Linked DNA regions of Homo sapiens: region 1 is linked to region 2. A link is a contact called in ENCODE Hi-C or POLR2A ChIA-PET data. All regions are on one chromosome and are shown on one strand. The core of a region is the stretch at or near the end of the contact, and the rest is flanking DNA. Distances in the headings are between cores, read along the strand shown.

The links. A loop is a pair of places that touch in the nucleus more often than their neighbours do. ChIA-PET counts read pairs that join two places held with the same protein, here RNA polymerase II (POLR2A). Pooled maps may share reads with other maps.
Region 1: a loop to region 2 is called in a map of heart left ventricle, with 10 times the contacts of the local background. The contact joins two enhancer-like sites. A Hi-C loop is called at or near these places in 5 of 168 maps with a recorded cell type or tissue (GM12878, HepG2, Right ventricle myocardium inferior and 2 more), 35 of 37 single-sample maps with no recorded cell type and 13 of 50 pooled maps. POLR2A ChIA-PET finds 5 or more read pairs at or near these places in 5 of 52 experiments (BJ, Caco-2, MCF 10A and 2 more).

Annotation. Positions count from the first base shown.
Region 1 is chr7:22,373,864-22,380,060 of GRCh38, forward strand. No RefSeq gene overlaps it. Among named protein-coding and RNA genes, the nearest start is that of RAPGEF5, 20 kb to the left of the region's middle. RefSeq lists an enhancer at 4,510-4,654 and a cis regulatory region at 4,575-4,588. Within about 2 kb of position 4,440, at least 3 of the 41 ENCODE cell types and tissues checked have a DNase peak (open chromatin) inside an H3K27ac peak, as active enhancers do.
Region 2 is chr7:22,440,693-22,447,579 of GRCh38, forward strand. All of the region lies in intron 4 of STEAP1B (STEAP family member 1B), which reads right to left. Among named protein-coding and RNA genes, the nearest start is that of STEAP1B, 56 kb to the right of the region's middle. Within about 2 kb of position 4,644, at least 23 of the 41 ENCODE cell types and tissues checked have a DNase peak (open chromatin) inside an H3K27ac peak, as active enhancers do.

The DNA.
Region 1 (6,197 bases), core at 3,190-5,689, 67 kb before region 2:
GTATAGCTGAGAGCTTGGAGGGGTAGAAAGAAAAGGATTTTTTTTCCTTCCCTATATAACAAAATATTACAGATGGGGTGACTTAAGCAACAGAAATTTATTTTCTCATAGTTCTGGATGCTAGAAGTACAGATTAAGGTATCAGCAGGTTTGATTTCTCCGGAAGTCACTCTTCTTGGCTTGCCAATGACCACCTTCTCACCATCTCCTCACATGACCCTTACCCTGGTGTTTCTACGTATGTCCAGATTTCCTCTTCTTATATAGACAGCTATCAGATTGGATTGGGGCCCACTCATATGACCTCATTTAACCTGAATTACCTCTTTAAAGGCCCCATTTCCAAATACAGTCACATTCAGAGGTACTGGGGGTTAGGAGTTCAATATATAAATTTGGGAGGGATACAATTCAGTCCATAACAGAGAGTAATTAGCACATTCATTCATGCATTTAGATTTGGATTCATGCATATTTCTGTGATGAAAGAAAAAATGTGTATTAACTAGGTCCAAATAAACAATTCGAGTTGACAGTAAAAATATATACAGAACTCTAGCTGTTGTCTTAAGTTGAAAGAAACCTTTTATGAGTTCCTGAAGACCCCAATCCATGATGTGAGGACCATCTGTAATAAGACCCTCTGGTGTTTGGTTACTCCTGGCTCTACTCTATTAAATCTCGTGTGTGATTTGTGAAAGTTCAGTCACAGCAAGAACTAACCTCTACTGAGTGCCTCTGATGCATCAGGTGCTGTGCTAAGCAATCTACATCGATTAAGTGATTCTTTTACTTGGGTATTAAATAATTAATATTTAACAGATGAGAAAACTGAGTTTTGCAGAGGCAAAGTAACTGAATTGTTTAGGTCTTTATTAAAGCAACTGAACTTGTCTCCTATCTCACAGTCATAGAAACACAAGCTTTATGTATACTGCAATTTTTATGTTTAATTCAATAAATATTTAAGGTGAACCTATTAAGAAATGAGCTCAGCCTTGGAGGAAGGCAGGAAAAATGGGGTAATTTATAAGACTTTGGATCTGTCTCCAAGAGGCTGACTCTAATAGGCCTCTAGACTGTAATAGGGAGAAATAGGCCAATAGACTGTAATAGAGAGAAAGCAGAAATGTGCTAGGTAAGAGGGAGATATAATACAACCAACTGCAGTTCATGGCTTCACGAGAACTCAGGCAAAGAAGGTCTAAGTCACAGTAGGGAGAGTATAGGAAAGCTTAAAGAGGCAATTGGCACTTGAGCATGTAAAGTGCCCATAGGGCACTGATCCGGGTGGGTTCACCCACTCCTCCAGGCTTCAACAGCATGTGCTCACAAAGCTGAATCAAGAAGTAGAGCTCAGAACCCAGGAGCACTTCCATGGAGAAGGTAACATTTAAGAACAAGTACATTGCAGCCGAGGCTCTGTGTGGTGGGAGTCAGAGTAGTAGAGGTGGAAGACAGCAGCCCATGGGCTCAGCATGAACTATAAGTATGTGCTGTTGACATGCAGAAGGATTTTATAAAATTATATGCCAACATTTAAAAATTGGAAGGTTTCTCATTGAACTCTAGATTTTTGCCTGCTGTGGATAATCAAAAGATCTGGCTGCCCTGGGCCTGCTTGCCTGCCAGATGTGAGTAGCAGCTTCTCTTTCATTAGGTTAGGCTCTCTCCATTTGCTACAGTCCCACCACTCCCCATTTTCTTGCACCAGCTGACCTCACTCACTTAAATTGCCTGCAGGCCCCTGTAAGCAGCTGAGGTTGTGTCACTTGACTGGGAATCATGGTGATTCAGAGGACTAAAAACTGAATGGAATCTGCCTAAATCTTGGCTCTAGCTGTATGATTTGCCTCTCTATACCTCAGTTTTCTCATCGGTTATGTGGGTATAATGGAGTACCAAATCTACAGGAACCACTTCACACGTGTAGATTGCTTAGCACAGCATCTGAATCTTTGAGAGCTCTAAATAGAGGTGGGGTCTTAACCACTGTTGTTGTTCCAGGGTTTTGTTGGTGTGTATGAGTTTGTCTTTGGATAATTACCTCCATTAGAGAAAAATGCCAGTGAGCCCAGGTTTTCAGTTTGGAGCATATTTAGGTGAGTTAGTTTTGCACTGTTCCAAAAGCAGTTCTACAGCTCCCACTCAGCCAAGCCAAGCCATTTCATATATGCATCATTACTCCCAATAGACACCAGGAAAAATAGTCCAAAAAAGCATCTCATTGTTGAAGAGGTGAGTGGCATCTTTTTATCAGACCAGGCACAAACATTTCTCTTAAAAAAAAGTCAAAAACATATCCAGTCTTTATTAAACCATGGATTTATGCGACAGGCACACTTAATCAGAAAAAATAAAACTCTATTCTAAGAGATTAGGTGGCAGACATCAAAATGCCCCTAGTGATAACACTTTAGACAAGATTCAAGTTAGCAAAAGGGCATTACAGTAATACTTTTAACAGTTACATACATGAATCACATATATTCATAATTTTCCTCAGCTAAGAATAACCTGAGTTTACACACAGACAGGGACTGATTTCACGATCGGGGGAGGCAGGTGATAAGGTGTTGGCTGCCAGATTAATCTACCAGGCATTTTAAATTTGCACTGAATAAATCCTACATGGGATGATGAGGACTGGTCTCCCTTAAGAAGTTACATAACCAAAAGTGGCCAGACTGCGGAGGGTACCCTCCTCTGTTCCTTTTGCTGCTGTAGTACATGGGCTGAAAGTAGGGGCCAGGTTTCAACTTCCACTCCTTCTGTTAGCTGTATGTCCTGGGCAAGTCCCTTAACTTATCTATACCTCTGTTTTCCCACCTAAAAAAGGCATTCAGTGATTATCTCTTGCACTGGGCTGTATTGACAATAAAATACAGAGTGCTTGGCACAGTACCTGACATATAGTAAGCACTCAATGTTAGCCCTTTATATTGTTATTAATTAAAGGTCAATTGATCACCCCTTTAAACAAAATGCCCAGAGTGTTCACCAGAACTGGAAAGAATTCTGTGTCTTTCTGTTTCTCTCCTGAGCTATCACCTTTGTGCCTGGAAAGGAGGAGGAACATTTGTTTTTCCTTCTCAGTGAAATGCAGGTTTACAAAGATTAAAAGGGTACATATGGGTTTAGCTTGGAGCGTCCAGATATCGGAACTGCTACAAAAAAAGAAGGCAAAGTTGCAGAATTGAGAAAATGACAGCAATGGTTGACCTCGAGAGAGAGAGAGAAAGAGAGAGAAGACAGAGGAAACTCAGTAATTACGTTAGTCTTTCCTGTCATCCCAGCAAATGCAGAAGATGCAAATGTTGTAGTCATTATCGGGTACCCAAAGCTTCATATGGGTGAGCAAAGATGAACATTTTTAGCATCATTTTGAATTACTGAGGTAACATTTATTTGTAGGAACACATGCAGTCAGATTAACATTTCAGCATTTTCAACTAATAATAAACTTTCAAATCAGGTAAAATTAACCCTACCGAGGACGATTTCCTATGACTTAGGGGGAAATTAACAAAATGTATTTCATTCGTGAGCAAGTTTCAATATCTCAATATTCTGGATTTACAACCAGACATGGGAATAATAGGTCCATGGAGACTTTGTTAATTTTTTTTTTCCCGAAGTCAGCTTGAAGAACTCCCTCCCTGTCATGATCAGGAGGTACAGAACCTGGAGCTGAAATCTTGATGGGCCCCAACAGACATGCATGCCTAGCTGATGATTCTCCTCACCTCTCTCTTAACCTGAGGACTCCTGGGCCATTTGGTGGGTAAATTTTATGACTGACACTAATTTATACAGGCTTTAGAAGGGTCCTTTTCTGCCTTGCAGCCTCTTGTCAGGAGACTGGAGCATCGGGGCTGTGGCAGTATAGACTTGAGTAAAATGCAGGGGAGAGGTGCCTTGGGAAATCTAACTTGGAGCAAATGGATCATCTTAGATAAGGGCATTGTTACAGGACTGAATTAAGATGTCAGCTGAATCTGGGTACAGGCTGTCCTTCCCCTGCCAGAGGAAGCTGTCCCTCTGCTGGGAAATAGCCAGGGATTCAGTAATGAGAGAGAGGCTGAGACGCTTGCTGGACAACAAGAAGGGAAGCAGGCACCTCTAGAGACAATAATTAGCAACCAGAAGTGAACAGACCAGGGAAGAGGAAAAAATAGCCCAGGCACTTGATTTTGCTTACCTTTTCCTATTGTTTTCTGAAAATCACACTGATGATCATTGTACTTGAATCTACAGGGCTTGATTGGCCTATTCATCTAGCAATTACAGTTTTGAGGGCTTTATACTTTTGTCTTAAGTTCCTGTAATATAAGCGGCAGGCATGGGTTTAGTTACTGCCTGGGCAGCCTCCTGTCCAGCATGGGGGATCTTGGAAGGAACCTCCCAGGACTTAACCAGGATGTCTGAGAAAGGCAGAGAGGGAGTCCTTTCCACAGTTCTACTGGGAGACTGGGAATGTAAATTCATGCCACTCACTACAAACGCTGAGAAGCTCCTGAGCATTGCATTTGCTTATGAAACATGCTCTCGACTTGATCAAATGAAAAACGATGTGAACTCTGCCCATGGGTTATTTACCCAGCAGTGAATGCTCCGAGTGTCTGAGTTTCTACTACCATGGAAGTCCCCGTGGGCCTTGGGCTCTTTTTCTCTGAATGTAAATAAGCCTGGTACCTTTGCATTTGTCCTCATATGTCATATATATATATATTTTTTTTTTTTTTTTTTTGAATGACAGAATCATCTGAGAGGCTGTGCTCTGGGAAGCCAGCTCCTGAGGCCAGGGGTCAGCAAATTCCAGCTCACAGGCCAAATCCAGCCTGCTGCTTTTTTTTTTAAAAATAAAGTTTTATTTATAGATTGTCTCTGGCTGCTTTTATGCCACAGTGCAGAGTTAAGTAGTTGCTAGAGAGACTGTCTGGCCTGCACAGCCTAGAATATTTCCTATGCGGTCCTCTATAAAAGAAGCTTGCTGGCCCTGTCACGGGGTATGGCCCCCTCTCCAGACTTCACTGGGAAGCCTGGTAGAGAGTAGGATGGAGGAGCAGGCATAACCTAAGTGGGTTCATTTACTCTTCTCTGTGCAAAGGGATCCCTCCTCACTCCTACCACAGGAATTACAAAGTTTCTTTTATCCTTCTTTTACCTTTGACCTTTGGGTGCACAGAGGTCAATAAATTATATTCCTCAGTCCATGGTGCAATATGATTGGGACCAATGCTTGCTTTTTTTTTTTTTTTTTTTTTTTGAGACAGAGTCTCACTCTGTTGCCCAGGCTGGAGTGCAGTGGTGCGATCTCGGCTCACTGCAACCTCCACCTCCCGGGTTCAAGTGATTCTCCTGCCTCAGCCTCCCAAGTAGCTGAGACTACAGGTGTGTGCCACCACACCTGGCTAATTTTTTGTATTTTTAGTAGAGACAGGATTTCACCGTGTTAGCCAGGATGGTCTTGATCTCCTGACCTCATGATCCGCCTGCCTCTGCCTCCCAAAGTGCTGGGATTACTGGCCTGAGCCACTGCGCCCGGCCAATGCTTGCTTATTTTGCTTTATTTCATTCGACCTTTTCCTCTTCAGCTTCCTTCACTTCCCTGCTTAGGCATGTTACTCTAAAGTGCTTGATATGCATGTATTCTTATAAAATGTGGTTGTTAGTTGTATGTTCATGTTTTTAACGTACATAAATTATATTGTACTGTAAATCTCATTTCAGTTCATTCTTTTTCACTGCAAACTATTTTTGCTTGGCATCATATTTTTAAGATTCATCTGTGATGCTTGTGTGCATCTCATTTATTGTTTCAGATTACACCTCAAAGCTTTTAGGGGAAAAGGACAGTAGATTCTTCTCTCAGAAGGCGTGGGACCTCTGGTGTGTGAGTTATTCATAATACCCATTACACAGTAAACCCCCAGAGAAAATACAGATCTTTAAAGAGAGCTTGGCTGAGCACAGTGGCTCATGCCTTTTGGAGGCTGAGAGGGTGGATCGCTTGAGCTCAAGAGTTTGAGACCAGCCTGGCAACATGGCAAGACCCTCATCTCTGCAAAGAGAAAAAAAAACCAAAATTAACCAGGCATGGTGGCAAGTGCTTGTAGTCCCAGCTACTTGGGAGGCTGAGGTGGGAGGATGGCTTGAGCCTGGGAGGTGGAGGTTGCAGTGAGCTGAGATCGTGC
Region 2 (6,887 bases), core at 3,394-5,893:
TTTTATTTAAAAAATTAAAAGCTTGTTTTCAGAATGTGGCTTAGAAAAGGAATTTAAAAAATAGAAAAATTAAAAGCAAAAGACACTGAAATAACATTCTTCAAATATGCTAGTGACATACTGCATTACAGGTAGATATGACTAAGAAACTGATTATACTATGTGACTATATACTAATAATTATTCCACTTATATTTTCTTAATTTAAAATTATTCATTTAAAAATTGTGCTTTAATATTCTATTTTAAAAAGTAGAATATTAAAATATATGTTAAATTATATATTAAAATTTATTTAAATTGTATATTTTAATATTTAGTATATTTGACATTAAAATATTTTTAATAAAAATTTTTTTCTAAATAGAAAATGTTATTTTCTATCTTTAAAAAGAGTTTTATTTTTATATTTTTAATGTAACTATTTATAATTTACCACTATGCTGGAATTAATTTGTTAGTCAATTCCTAGTTTCAAAAACTCCATAATTTGTATTATTTTAGTATTCCCTTCCTATCTCAAGTGTCCCAGGTTGGATAAATTCTAGGTTTACCCTGGCCACAGCTCACAGCAGCCTGTGTCAGATTGTTTATGCATCATTCTTTCCCACCCTATTGGACTTCCTTGAGAGCATGGATTCAATTTCCTGACTCTGTATCCCTTCAGTTGCCCTTACCATGCGCCAGGCACTGTTGAACTATTTTAATCCTCATTAACCTCTGTGTTGAACATTCTAATTACCCCCATTTACAGATGAGAAAATTGAGATGGGGAAGAGGTAAAGTAATTCAATTACAGTCTGTGAGACAAAGTCGCAAATGTAAGAAGCGAAGTTTGCTCATTTCTGTTTGCCAGCATAATTTCACAAGCCCCTGACTCTGTACCGCTCTCCAAAAGATGCTTTGAAGACAAAACAGGATAGAACACATGGCCCCCCACATCTCTTGCCTGAGTCACTGTATTCCTTAAAATAAATGGCCCTAGTCCTTGCCTTTTCCTACACATAAAATAATGTCTGATGGGGTTAGTGGTTATGCTTCTACAATGTATAACCAAATGTTTTTTAGTAATCTATAACCAGACGTACTCTTACACCCCAACTGTGATGTGAATTTGCACATACTGCGGCTTCACCACCTGTATATAAACTGTGAACTGAAATACTGCTTTGGAGCAGTCTGACAGATGTGCTCCTGGCCTACAGGCCTCAGTAAGACTTTTGAATAAAACTAGCTTTAATTCTTTAAAAGCTTGACTTTTCTTTCTTTAGTCAGCAGGTCCCAAATTCTAGACCATGGGATTTGGGTGGGATTTGGCCACCCTGGGATTTGGCTGGATAGTCCATGCTCCTATGCTCCTACCCACTTCCCATATGGCCCTTTCTGGGTAAATGTTCTCTGTAAGTACTTGTGGAATGAATAAAACCCAAATGAATGAATGAGTGATGAAGAGGGCAATGGTGCTCATTGCAACAATGATGGGTAAAAAGACTGCAGTGAGCGGAAGTGCCTACCACACAGCTTCATATTCATAGCCCAGGACTGAAAGGTTCTGAGTTGGAACCAGCAGTTTTCAAGGGAAAGTGACTGACATTAAGTAAACATGATTCTTTACACAGCACACCAACTGCCAGATGCAAGAAGTCAAGACGACAAACGTGTTTCTCCCAGCTAATAACAGTGGCCTCCTCATCTGGGCTGTTTACTCAGCCACTAAAAACCGGATACTCTCTTTGGCTAAAACCAGGATGTTGTGTACCTGTCCTATTAGGCCCTGACGGCAGGCCTGGCCTGCAAGTTGGGCCTCAAGGACAGGAGTCAAGTCTTGAAGAGCTCTTTCCCAAATACCTGGGGTTGGAGGTGGGGATGGTGGAGTGGCTGAGCTGTCAGCAGAGGAACTGCGGGGGAGGGTGTAAAGGAATGCTGGGTGCTGATCTGACAAAGGACCTGACGATGCCTTTGACAGAGTTGGAATCTTAGAACATTTTCAGGGGAAAGAACACATTGCAGTGACTTTGGGCTTGCTGAGTTTGAGACATTGAGAAAGGGGTTAAAAAGAGAAAATGAGGCAAGGCTGAGAGAGGCAGGGTGTCCTGGGTTGCCGCCATGACAATGAGGAGGACTTGGCAGTGCTCCCAGAAAGAAATAGGAGTGATGGAGACACATTTGCCCCCTGGATGGAAGGAACACAGGATGAGAAGACATCACTTGGAGAAGAAATAGCAACAACCATTGTCACACCAGGCTCACCCCTACCCCCTTCCCTGGCAATCAAAAAAGCTGATGGCTCCAGCAGCTCCAGCACGCCCTGGGGACAGCCAGTGTGCTTCAGTCTGAGGCTCCTTCCTTCCCTCCCACTCGCTCCTGCCTGTCTTTCCCATGTTTGCCAGTGTCAGATCTGCATAGTGATCTTCCTTTCCTAATCCTGCTTCCTCCTCATCTTTCGCAGGTGTTTACCACAATAAATCTCCTGGAACAACTCTGTTCTACCATCTGCTTCTTGCAGGACCCAAACTGACATGCTTCCCAACAACAAGAAAAGTGACATTCCTTTTTAAAGACCCAGAGAAAATCCTAGTATCATGTTCTTTGGTATGTTCTGGAATCAAGGACCCAAGATTAATTGGTAACTGATTCACTTATTCAGGAATTCATTTAATCAATCACTTCAATAGGTATTAATTAAGCACCCATTGTATGCCAGGAACTGTGCTGGACCTTAGAGCTATAACAGTAAACAAGGAAGACGTAAGTGAAAATCTCATCTAAGCAACTTGTAAAATGAAAGACCATGGGTAGTCCAGGAAGGAAAAGCTGTCTCTGGGTGTGGCTGAACGTTAAAGCAATCTATCCTATCTGATGAGAAAACACACAAAATGATCATTCCAGACCACAAAGATCTCCAATTACAAGAAACATAACTTCCGCCACTGCTATGCCCTTTGCACACTGTACATAGTCAGTTCCTCCCACCAGGAGTCATCGGAGAAAGGAAACTGCACGTGGATGGCAGGACAACAGCACAGCATTGCTGGCTGTCATGGTAGCTGGCACATGCCAGCTCCTTTTTCTGCATTCAGCTCCCTCCTGCCCCATCACCTAAGAGCCAGGCAAAAACACTTCCACTCGGCTGGAGCCACCAGGACTTTGACCTACATAAAGTGCCACAAAAATCACCCAATTGAACAAGCTCTGGGCCAGAGAAGGAGCTGAGGTCCAGCTGAAGGTGATGTCCAGCCCAAGAGGCTGTCCCCATAAACTGACCCTCAGGGGGTGCTGAGTCCCACTGCCCTGGTTTCTCCACATCTGTGTGATATAAGGAAGCCAGAGACCACCACAGCCTGATGAGTTCTTGGAGAAGCCCAGAGCCAGTGGGCCTGTCTCTCCACAGAGTCACGCTCAGGGCTTTAGTTAAAGGATCCCTGCAGAGGGAGTGGGTTTGAATTCCAAATCTGCCATCCTCATCCTAGGACAAAGAGCAAGACCTTTAACGTCTCTAGGCCTCAGTTTCCTCTGCTGCAAAGGAGTGAGGGTACCTGTACCTCCCTCATTGGGCTATTGTGAGGACTAAATGAGATAACATATGGAAAGCACACAGCACTGTGCAAGGCAGCTTGAGAGGGCGTGAGCAGGATTGGTGAGGACTATTCTTGTTTGCCTGGCTCTAGCCGTTACCCTGACTTCAATCACCTCTAACTATGCGTCCTTCTATTTTGCCTGTTTCCCTGTTTTAAAAAAAAAAAGTAAAAAGAAAATATAAATTCCTTTCTGCTTTCAGAAATGAATTTTCTGAAATTATACCCATCATGGGGATTCCAGGGACCATGGACTCTTTGCAGACACACTACTCAAACCCATGGAGAAAATGTCCCATCGGCTGCCCGGGAGCCTCTGCCTTGGCCACTCGCAGCAACCCTGGGAGAAATAAGGGCCTCAGACAGAACAATAGCATGGATTGTGCCTCTTGCAGGAATTTCATCTGTCACTGAGTAACAGGTTTTGATCTCAGGCTCGCTGCCAGTTAGGAAGTGAAACCCTTTCCGGAACACTTGCTGTTTTGTTGGTTTTCCCCTGGAGATTTAATGATTTCACCTTGGAGGTTTTAGCTGATGAGCTGTGCTCTGTATGGAGCCTACCCATGTGAAAAACCAATCAGGTATTTCATGGGCTCCCCAGTATTCTATTTCGTGAGTTTGGAGACCCACTAAGCCAACAATTGGACACCCCCACAAGGTGTGCATTTGCTGTCACCAGAGCGAGCTCTGGGTCTGTCCGCGTGGCACAAGGAGAGCTGTTAGATCAGTCGTCTTCTCTAACCCAGAGGCCTAAGTGAGAGGATGAGAAAGAGAAAGGGCCATTGTTTCTAAAGACAGGTTCACCTGAAGAATTTGGACAATGATGCCGGTTTCAGTTTAAAGGGCCTTTGGGCAGGGTTGGCATTGGGAACAGGGGCTGAGGGAGCTTCTAGACTTTTCTGCATTATGAGCAGAGTAATTACAAATCAGCTCTGCAGATGACAGCACAGACCTCTTTGTGGTGGGTTCTCTTGGGCCAACAGCAGATTTGGAGCCGTGGAAGAACAGCGAGAAATCTCTTCACATGACCTTCATGTCTTCCTCCTGTAAACCGCATTGTATTTCTAACTTCAGATCAAGGGGACTGACATCTGCAACTCTTCAGGGAGGACAGCTGGGCCATGCCCCTTTGGGCCTCCCATCCTCCCCTCGTCTTGTCAGCCAGTCGTGCTGGGATCTGCCGGCAGCCTTGTGAGAACCGGGCAGGAACTGGCCAGCAAAGGCAGCTATAAATACTCCTCTTGGCAGCCAGCTTCACTTGGGAGCCCACAGCTGAGGGGCGGAGGCCAGCGGGAAGCACCTGCACCTCTTCAGGGTACATCCGAGCCTGGGCCTGGCTTCCCGCCCTCCACCTCTGAATGGGGATTTGGTCGACCTTTTCCGGCTTGGGGGAAGTCCCCGTGGTGATCCAGCTTCCCAGATGCAAGAGCAGCAGGGAGGGCACTGCTCTCCAAGCAGCCCAACCCCTTTAAACTCAAAGTCAGAGCTATATTCTCACAAGGGCTGATGAAACTGAATAGCTAAGGGTAAATGAGGAGGCAGGAGAGGCGAAGAGGAAGGGAAATAAGCTCTTTTATAGAATGCTTTTCTCCTCCTGATTTCACTTGTGTGGGGAAGCATGAAACAACCACTAATCAGTCTTTCCCCCTGATGAGTCGGAAACTTGACAACTGGAGAGTTTTTAAAAAAATGAATGAATAAATATTTCTTCTTTGGGCTTTATTTATGAAGCATGGGCTAAGAGATCCCTTGTGGGCATTTTAAATAACCAGAAGCAAGTCACAGCAGCAGCTAATGGTCAACTGTAAATGCAGTTCTGCTGTGCAGTTGTCGTTCAAAATGTGACAGTATTTAAAAGCTGGGCTGTATATGAGATGAAGGAGTTCAAAGACCCATTGGATGACAGTTCTCATGCTTCTGCAAGTGAAAGAATCATCTGGAACACTTGTTTATGAGGCAGATCCCCGGTCCCTACCCTCTGAGATCTGATCCTATAGATTTGGGCCAGGGCCAAGAACCTGCATTTGAGTCCCTAATTCCAACCTGGATACTCTGGGACAGGACTGCGCTTTGCAAGACAATGCCCTATGCCAGTGGTTCACAAAGTGAGGTCCCCAACCTGGAGCCACAGGAAATTTGTTAGAAATACAGATTCTTAGGCCAACCCCAGAAAGACAGAATCGGGAACTTTGGGGACAGGGCCCAAAAATCTGTTTTAACAAACCTCCAGGTGGTTCTGAAGCCTGCTATAGGTTGATAAACACTGCCCTAAGATTTCTTACAAGCAAGTTGTGCAAACCCTGGAATACTGGCAATTCCAATGCGTAGCCAAGATTTAGAACCACTCTGATGGACACTTCCATTGGAATATGAATGCTAATCTCACTTCTATAACCCTTATTTTTCTGAGCACTCACTTTTTTCAGCCAAGATTAGAGTTAATAAGGTGAAGGGGAAAGAATGTGGGTTTTGTTTCAGGTAAACGACTCAAGCCTGGTCCCAAGTTGAACCCTCCCTGAACCTCAGTATTTTCATCTGTGAAATGGAAGGAATGCTGCCCACCCCACAATGGTGCTGTGAAGAGTAATGAGACAGTATCTGGGAAAACACTTAGCCAGTGGCTGGCACATTGTAGAAACTTGATTTTTCTGTCTCTCTCTACAATATTTTTTAGTTTAATTGGGGTCTGGAATGAGATTCTTAATTTTTATAGGAATATAGCTTAAGGGTTTGCTCTCCAGAGAGCATCAAAAGACTCATTTTAAAATTCATCTCTTGTTTTAGGGTAAATGTCTGAAGAGCTCAGTGAGCACTCTTGATGTTAAAGATGACTGGTAGCCTTAGTATAGAAGCAGCTCTAATTTAGCATGGCCTGGTTCCACTTTGTAACCAGAGTCACTTTCTCTTCTGGGACATCACTGATGTCTCAGTAATGGGCAAAAACCTTATTATATTAGGCACTTTGCACAAGCATTTCACTTCCTTAATTGGTCACCATTGCTTATTAAATGCCAGGCCAACTTCCAATACAGTTTGGTGACAGAGGCCTGTCATCAACTGTTATAAAGAAATGACTTCTTGTGTGTGTACTGGTCAGCTTGTAATTCAGTTGGTTGGAAGATCAGTCAATATTGTATATTTATAAAAGAGTAGATTCAGTAACCACTTTGGCATGAAGCATGCTGCCTGTGTTTTATATTTTATATAATACATAGTAGTTCTATTGACTCTAAATAAATACTTGACAATGACTGTTTTAATAGATTCCAAAGATGGAATGTCCACAAACACATCATTTGTAGGGCAAAGCTG